Regions from separate parts of the Homo sapiens genome. Here region 2 is linked to region 1. The links are chromatin contacts, found by Hi-C in ENCODE. All regions are on one chromosome and are shown on one strand. Each heading gives the region's core, a stretch centred on a gene start or an enhancer-like site at or near the end of the contact. The rest is flanking DNA. Distances are from core to core; before and after follow the strand shown. Region 1 has its middle 48 kb from the start of IGLL5. Region 2 holds the start of DERL3 (derlin 3).

Region 1 (4,397 bases), core at 668-3,167:
AAAGCTCACCTCAAAGGCCCCATACTCTGTCCCCCACGTCACCTGGCCTGCCACCCTACTTAATACCCAGGAAGTCCTTGGAGTCTGTGCCACATGGATGGGCTCCAAGATGGACCAGGCTTCCAGGGGGGCAGGGAACAAGGGAGAAAAGAGGTCTGGGCCCTGCATAGGACACAGGTAGTGACCACCCGGTGGAGGAGAGGGAATGAGCAGAGGATGCTGGGAGCCAGGCCCAAGGCAGGGCCCTGCAGGGTGCACAGTTCTCTGGGTTGGACGGTGGACCAAGGCCATGAACATTCATGCTGGTCCAGGCCAGTGGACCAGAGTGCCCCAAGCCCCAGAGCTCTGCAGAGGGGCAGGGGCAGGGCCCAGAGAGAGCAAGGCCGAGAGTAGAGGCCCTAAACCTCAGGTCTGACCACATCTGCAACTCTACAGGTAGCTGCATCCTGTGTTGAGACGCTATTGAGTGGCCTTATCGTCCCGTACCATTTATAAAACACGTGGACACATGTTATCCACCTGAGCCACTCAGGGATTCTGTGAGGCCACAGCCAGAATCATGGTCCCATTTCACAGGTAGGAAAACTGAGGCCCAGAGCAGTTAGATCCCAAAAAGCCAGAGCCAGCTCTGTGGTGTCCTGACTTCCAGCCCAGGGCCTCCCATCTGACAAATGGAGAAACAGACCAGGAGAGAAAGGGATCTGCCCGAGCTCACATAGGCGCCCCTGTGTGGAGGGGCCCATGTAGAGGGGCCCATGTGGAGGGGACCTGTATGGAGGGTGGCATGTGGAGGGGCCCACGTGTGGAGGGGCCCATGTGTGGAGGGGCCCGTGTGGAGGGATCATGTGTGGAGGGGCCCGTGTGGAGGGATCATGTGTGGAGGGGCCCATGTGGAGGGGCCTGTGTGGAGAAATCATGTGTGGAGGGGCCCATGTGGAGGGGCCTGCGTGGAGGGGCCCGCGTGGAGGGATCATGTGTGAAGGGGCCCGCATGGAGGGGCCTGTCGGTAGGGTGCCAGGTAGAGGGGCCCATGTGGAGGGGATCTGTTGGAGGGTGCCTGTGTGGAGGGGGCCTGTGTGGAGGGGACCTGTGTGGAGGGGCCCGTGTGGAGGGCGCTGTGTGGTGGGACCCGTGTGGAGGAGCCTGCATGGAGAAGACCTGTATGGAGGGTGGCTGTGTGGACCACTGCCCTCTGCCAGAGACCAGATTGTTCACTTCCTCCACCATTCCACAGCTCCAGCCCCATTTCAGGGGTGCAGAAAAGAGGCCTGAAAGCAGCATGGATGAGAGTTAGGGCTACAGGCCCTGATGGCCATTCCTTCCCTGTGCCTTGGGAGATGCAAGGAAGGAGGGTGGCTGCAAAGGCCTGTGGGAGCCCAGAGCACTGTTCTTCCCAAAGGGGCATCTGCCCTGGGAGCCCAGACCTCAGTGTCAGACAGAGAAGGGGTCCCCCCACCATGCTCAGCCCTCATCAACCCTTGACCTTGAGCAATCTGCTTCTCTTCTGTAGCCCTCAGTTTCCTCATCTGCCCAAGGGGGTGATAAGAGTCCCTCCCCACAAGGTAGGTTTGCGGATTGAGATGATGCCTAAGCTGTGCCTGGCCTATGGGGACCCTCACCTACCCTCAGTCATTGCTCTTGCCTGGGCCTGCGGGTGACACTGTGTGAACCTGGGCAAATGCCTTTGCCTTCCTGGGCCCAGCCTTCCCTCTGGTCAAGGAGGAACTGGGTCAGGGACCCCGAGTGCCAGCCATTCAGGAAACCAGCAGATTCCTGGGTGAAGGGGTTGGCCAGGGAGGCCTGAGATGGGAGTAGGGTGGGGGCCAGGCCAAGGGATGGGGTTGGGGGATGCGCTTTCCCAGCTCTGGTGGCCCTGCCTGCAGCTGGCCACCCCTGGAAATCCCCAGGCTAAATTTAACCCCAAGTTGGCTGAAACCAGAACTCAGAGTGACAAAAGGAGAAAAATAAGAGGAAGAGAAACTGAGCTCATGGCCACCCGGGCATGGGATGAGTGACAAACAGGCCCAGGTGTGGCCCAGGAGGAGCATGGGGCAGTTTCAGGGCTGCTGCTGGATGTTTGTGCAGCTCACAGGTGGGGGCAGTAGAGCCTGCGCCCCACCCCACCCCCTCCTAGTCCAGCCCCTGGGCCTGATGCTGCCCCCTGGCTGCCTCCCCACACCCTGAGCTCCATCCTGGGTCCCAGGGTCCACCAGAAGGCATCTCAGAACCAGCCAGCAGTGGCCCTGATTGTCAGCAGGACCCCAGGGAGGGGGGTGGCCAGGACAGGGCTCTGAAGCCCCCACCCCAGGACCTTCCCTGGGCAGAACGAGTTGGTGAGGGAGTGATGAGCAACCACAGGCCTCCTAACTTCCCAAGCTGGCGATTCTGAGAGGCCTCAAGGCTGAGACACGGTTCAGCCTTTTAGGCCCTCCTGAACGTGTCCCCTGTCTCCACAGCCTGGGAATGCACTCTCTTTTGACCCAGAAATCCTGCTCATAAGAATTTATCATGGAGATGCCAGAGAGCCAGTGCATGTGGATGTTAGCCAGGGAGCTAACAGCAAAACGTGACAGAAAAGAGCCCGAGAGCAGATGCCAGCCTCACATCCACATCCCCAGATGGCCTTGGAGAAGGGCCATAGACAGATGTTCACAACAGGGCAAGAAGAAGTGAGGAAAGAAGTTCCCATCTTTGTGATAAGCCCATGATTTCATGCAGAAAAAGATCTGGAAGGCGCCATACCAACGCGCTAACAGGGCCTCTTGGGCAGTGCAGGATCAGAGACTTGCTTTGTATTCTTATTTAATTTTTCCTGTTTTCAGATTTTATAATCGGAGAACAAAACATTAAGCCAATTTAAGATGTAAGATCCTATAAAAATGCTGTATTCGATGATGCGAATGGCATCTGAAAAGCCTTGAACATATTATCCCAAAGAGGCCACCAGATAAGACGTGACCTGTGTGTGCATGAATCCCTGCATTTTTATCCATACCTAGATGCACATCCGTATCCACATCTATTCCCCGGGGCTACCGGTTGCGGGGGTAAACTGTAGGTAATATTGGTTTTCATTTTGTACATCTAACTTTTTTCATTTTTTGACAATCATTATACATTTATTATTATGAAAAATAGAAGGTTTTGTCACTTAAATCAACATGTTTATTCCAATTCACTTAACATTCAGCAAATATTTCTTGTGTGTCTGCTACACCCACAACAGTCAGGGTGCAGGGTTTGAGATTACACTGATGAGAAGACAGAGTGTTCTCTCTTGAGGAGTAGTACAATGGGGGATTATATGGAAGAGGTCACTACGATCCTAACATGGATTCGCATCCTGTATGTCTTAGGTGCTGCCCAAAGCCCGAAATTGTCTCACAGCTCCAGCCAGCTCAGAGGCAGGAAGCCCAGGGAAAGTTGCTGAGTCATAAAAATGGAAAGAGAGGGCATTCCAGGGGGGATGAGTACCTAGCAGCCGACATTTAGCAAAGAGGATTGGAAAATGAACCCCCCCTTAAAATACAGTTAAACACAGAGGAGGGAGCAACTGCAAACAAAAAGTTTAAGCGATTTCTGCAAAGAGCAATAAAAGCCATAGAGCAGCTTGGGACAAGGTCAGGTCAGGATGAGCAGAAGTTGGGAAGGAAAGAAGGAAGCCAGGATGGACTTGGAGAGTTTTTACCAGTTCCTCAGGCAGGAAGAATTGTATGGTAGGTCAGAGCATATTTCTAGGAAGACCTCGGTTGACAAATTTCTCTGCCACTGAGAGATGACAATTTACCTTGGTAGCTAATCTCTCTCCTCATGTTCCCATCTATTTGATATTGATTTAATATGAGTAGCTACCTCCCATGTGTATAATAGGAAATGTATGGGAGAATGCATATTAATTCCTGAATAGAATATCTGGTTCCATGAATGATGGAAGTTGGTTTAGAATTTATTATTGGAAACTCACCCTGCACTACCTATAGTTGGTTTATTTTAATTATACTTATATTCATTATATAGTAACTCATATATATTTGTCATTTCTTTTCTTATATTCAAAAAGTCTCTACATAAATAAACTCTGCACCTATGGTCATTGCTGGGTATCTGTTCTATACACAGCAAGGAGCCAGACGCCCTATCTTACTTGTTCACTTTCCAGCTTCTCCTTAGAAAAAAAAATACAAGTTTTTAACCCAATTCTATGAGTCTAGTACTGTGACCCAAAACCCAAAGGGCAGGAACTCAACAGCCACCTCTCCATCCTGCCTGCCTCCCAACCCACATTCCCCTTCCAGAACCCTCACTGATGAGGGAAAAGATGATGTCTCCAAGAGGAGCAGCCCGTTCACACATCTTCAAGCTTCATCTCCCCAGCAGCCATCCAAGTGCCTGACCTT
Region 2 (4,397 bases), core at 1,287-3,786, 900 kb after region 1:
TATGGTGGGCAGGACTTGCCCAAGGCCCTGGTGGGGCCAGGATGAGAACCCTGAGCCTGTCACCTGTGAGCTCAAAAGCTCTGCCTGGCAACCTGTGAGCTCAAAGCTCTGCCAGGCAACCATGGGCAGTTTCTTTGCCCTCTGTGGGCACCCCTATCCTACCACCTGCAGTTGGGCTGAGAGGCCACACTGAGTGAGGACGGGGCAGGCATAGAAGGATGTGGCCAGGTGAGATGGGGAAGCCAGTGCTGTGGGCCAAGAGACTGCAGCTCATTCTGTTTATTCAGGTGGGCCCTTGCATGGGCCCAGCCTTTAGGATGGGTTTTTTCTGCCCCAAGTAGGGGTCATGGGTAGGATGGAAGCTGCCAGAAGCCTCTTAGGCCTGGCCCTGGGTGGGGGTCACTGCTGCGGGGGTGGCAGATGGGGTCCTGGCTGTTCCTCAGGGAGGGGCAGGTAATTGGGGTCTTCTGCAGGGGCATCCAGGAGCAGCTTTCTGTGGGGAGGGGCCCGTGTTGAGCACAGGCCAGCACAGGTCCCCATCGGTGGGGATCCTTCTGAGGGTGGGGAGAGGGAGGGAGGGCTCTCAACACTCACAGGAAGCCAGGGGTCTGCAGGAGCCTCTTGCCTCCAGGCTGGTTGGGGAAGACGTCCTCCAGGAAGTAGTAGATATGGCCCACCGCAATCCCTGTGAGACAGCCACGGACTGTGGGGTCACCCTCCACAGCCCAGAGTCCTAGACCAGCAGAGCCTGCCCCAGGCCCCCATCCACAGCCTGGTGGCCCTGCAGGCCCCACAGCATGAGTGCCCCAAAGCCTTGCACAGAGTGCCAGCCCCGGGTTGGCCGTGAAGGACAAGCTTAAAAGGCCCAGAAGCAGGCAGGACCCAGGGAGGGGAGGGCCTGAGAATAGTGGAGGAGTGGGAGCCATGGGGCAGGAACCCTGACCCTCCCATCCTCACTCCCATCAGGACCGTGCAAGCATCAGTAGATCCGTCCTGACGATGCAAATTATGTGGGCCGGCTGGCTTGAGGGGCTGTAAGAGCACAGCAGCTGGGAGGGCAGGAAGATGGGGATGGAGCCAGGTGTGAGGAGAACTCCAGCAAGGATGGGAGAGGGGCCCCAGGGCATAAGCAGCGTGTCCTGAGGGGAGTGGCCAGCCTGGGGCGGACTAGATGTACCGGGAGGCTCACCCAGCAGGTCCACGAGGATGGAGTTGCCCAGCAGCAGCGAGAAGCCCATGAGCGCCCAAGGCAGGAACGGTGCCTGGAAAGTGAGCAGGCCGAAGAAGTTGACCCTCACCCGAGGGCTGCGGCGGCTCCACACGTACACCAGCATGGCCATGAGGGCCTGGCCCAGGAAGAACAGGCTGCCCAGGAGTCCCAGCAGCTGGGCCAGAGTCAAGGTGCTCCGGTGCAGGCCTCAGCCCAAGCCCAGGGCCCCTCTGACTTCCCAAGACCCTGGAATTCTTCCCCTCATCTCCCCTATGTGCTATTCCCTCATCAAGATGAGCCAGTCCAATAAAGGCGACACACTCCACGGGCTTCAGGTCCCACGAAATCTGCCCTGCACACCTACAGCCTCATCCCAGGGCCCAACCACTGCCTGTCCCTGCCCCAGTTTCTCCCGGCTACTCGCATTCAGGGCTCAGCTAGTGGCCCTGACAACCCACCTGGCTCTTTTGTGCATGGCTTTGTATTTTGCATACAGCACTGAAGATCTAGCCCTGACCCCTGCAGCTGAGCACAGAGTGGGCCCTCAACACATACTAAGCTGGAGACAGCGACTGTGTCCCTCTCTGGCATGGCTGTGTTGGCCCCAGGACCAACACAGGCTGGACGCCGAGGCGCCCTAGCCCGAGGTTCCAGAGCCTGCGGGAAGGATACGGTCATAAGGACGCCCCCGAAGAGAAACATGAAGACGAAGTCGGCCGTGCGGCCGCGGAAGGAGCCCTCTTCCAGCATGCGGCAGTAGCGGAACCTACGGCGTCGGTATAGGAAGTGCCACCAGGCGGGGCCTCAGTTTCCCCGTCCCGGCCTCTCTCCCAGCCCGGCCGGCCTGCCCTCCACCCAGCCCGTGTCCGCAGGGCGCAGGATACACGAAGAGCATGTTGAAGAAGAAGCTGAATCCCAGGGGCCCGAAGAAGAGGAAGTTGGTGACGAGCCTCCAGACCTACGGGGGACGGGCGGTCAGGTGCGGGGTGGGTGGGTCGGGCCCACAGGTGCGCGGCGCGGGGCGGCCTCACCTGGAACTTCCGGAACACAAGGTGCGGGTTGAAGTAGAGTTGAAAGGGGCTGAGGAGCTCCAGCTGCTGTGGAACCAGGGGCCAGTCAAGAGCTGCCCGGGAGCCACGCCGTAACCATGGCGACCCTCACCCCTCCCGCCAGAGGCTGTAACCAAGGCGACGTCCGGTCCGCCCGGCCGCTTACCACCGCGGCGGTGGTGAGGACACAGGCTGCGGTGTAAGCCCGCGTCACCGCCGGCACCTGCAGGAACTCGGCCGCTAGTCCCTGCCACGCCATTGAACCTTCTCAAGCACGCGTGGCCCAGCCAGCAACGCGCTCTTTAACCCGCCTCCCAGCCCCGCCTTCGGCCAATCCGCATCCGAGGCGCTGCGCGCCCCAGGCTGAAAAGAGAGCCCCTGAGCCCGACAGCCAATGGAAGGAAGAAGAGGGAAATTAGGGGCGGAAAGGGAGAGTGGGCGGGTAGAGGCTGGTGGCCAATGGGCAGGCGCCAAGGTTGAGCACGTGGCGGTTGTTGTGGCTGCGGTGGTGGCGCGGGAGAACGTGTGGCCAATGAGGAACTGGTCATTTCGCGGCTTTCTAGGAGAGGACCAGTAGCGTGGACCCACGACACCACGGGGGCGGGGCTAAGATCGTATGGGTTACAGGAGCGAAGACCCGAGCAGGCGAGGCAAAACTGGAAAGGGCGGGGCGCGTGGGCGGGGCGCGGAGTGTGGCGGCTCAGACCGTGCTGGCTCACTAACTGACGACCTAGCCACAACGTTGTCCTCGCTGCCAGCCCAAGACAGGCCCACCTAACCCACAGCAGGGAGGCATTCGGGAATGTGTCCAAACCTCCCCAAACGTCCAGGGCCCCACTCAAATGTGCCGGCCGCTGTCGGGGTTCTTCCCCGGGGGCCCAAGGAAGGAGAGGCAGGACTGCGGGATTGAGTCCAGGTGGGGCGCGAGGGTTGAGAGGCGCACCAGAGCAAGTGGACAGGCAGGAGAGGTCCTCAATATTTTGGTGGAAAATAGAAACCAACCTACCCACCTTCCTTCCCTCCTTCCCTCCCTCCCTCCCTCCCTTCCTTCCTTCCACCGTTTATTAAACAACTGTTTGCCTGACACTGTTCTAGATGTTGGGGATGTAGCATGCAATAAAAGACACTGTCTCTTAGAGTCCAGCCAGGAGGCAGTCAATACAATAAGCTAGTGCTGACACTTGATGAGAATATTGCCAAGTGAGGGGTGGGGCCACGTGGGCGTCCGCAGTGCCAGGTGGGGTGACCTGGGATACCTCTAAAGTTTGTCACTTTGCAAGCATCCCTGTGTCCATCAGGATGGTAACTGTGAAAAGCAAAACAATAAAACAAAATAAGTGTTGGCGAGGATATGGGGAAATTGGAACCCTTGGGCACCGTTGGTGGGAATATAAAATGGTGCATCCGCTGTGAAAAACAATATGATCATGACTCAAAAAATTAAAAATAGAATTACCGTATGATCCAGCAATGCTGCTTGTGGGTACACATTCAAAAGAATCAAAAGCAGGGACTTGAACAGATGTTCATACACCCATGTTCATGGCCCCATTATTCACAATGGTTCACATCAGTTCACCCACCGATGAGACAGACGAAATGTGCTGTCTACATGCAATGCAATACCATTCAACCTTAAAGGAATGAAATTCGGATACATGATGCAGCATGGATGACCCTTGAAGACATTACACCCAGTAACATAAACCAGTCACAAGGCTGGGCGCAGTGGCTCACACCTGTAATCCCAGCACTTTGGGAGGCCGAGGCGGGTGGATCACCTGAGGTCAGGAGTTCGAGACCAGCCTGGCCAACATGGTGAAACCTCGTCTCTACTAAAAATACAAAAATTAGCTGGGCGTGGTGGCGGGCACCTGTAATCCTGGCTATTCGGGAGGCTGAGGCAGGAGAATTGCTTGAATCCGGGAGATGGAGGTTGTGGTGAGCCGAGATTGCACCACTGCACTCCAGCCTGGGCAACAGAGTGAGACTCCGTCTCAAAAAAAAAAAAACCAGTCACAAAAAGACAAATACTGTATGGTTCCACTTATATGAGAGGGGATCAGGGAGTTATTGTTTAATGAGTGCAGTTCCAGTTTGGGAAAATGAAAAAGTTCTGGAGATGGATGGTGGGGAGG

Evidence for each region. A loop is a pair of places that touch in the nucleus more often than their neighbours do. Pooled maps may share reads with other maps.
Region 2: a loop to region 1 is called in a pooled map, with 12 times the contacts of the local background. The contact joins the promoter of DERL3 here to the enhancer-like site in region 1. A Hi-C loop is called at or near these places in 4 of 37 single-sample maps with no recorded cell type and 5 of 50 pooled maps.

Annotation. Positions count from the first base shown.
Region 1 is chr22:22,933,779-22,938,175 of GRCh38, forward strand. No RefSeq gene overlaps it. Among named protein-coding and RNA genes, the nearest start is that of IGLL5, 48 kb to the left of the region's middle. RefSeq lists a silencer at 420-509 and an enhancer at 1,680-2,059. Within about 2 kb of position 1,918, at least 4 of the 41 ENCODE cell types and tissues checked have a DNase peak (open chromatin) inside an H3K27ac peak, as active enhancers do.
Region 2 is chr22:23,836,470-23,840,866 of GRCh38, forward strand. DERL3 (derlin 3) reads right to left here and starts at 2,537. Exons shown (of 7, transcript NM_001002862.3): 1 at 2,426-2,537; 2 at 2,242-2,307; 3 at 2,095-2,168; 4 at 1,883-1,976; 5 at 1,190-1,385; 6 at 595-685; 7 at 1-493. The coding sequence starts at 2,518. The coding sequence ends at 400. It overlaps SMARCB1 (SWI/SNF related BAF chromatin remodeling complex subunit B1), which reads left to right. Exons shown (of 9, transcript NM_003073.5): 9 at 1-1,540. RefSeq lists a silencer at 2,460-2,762.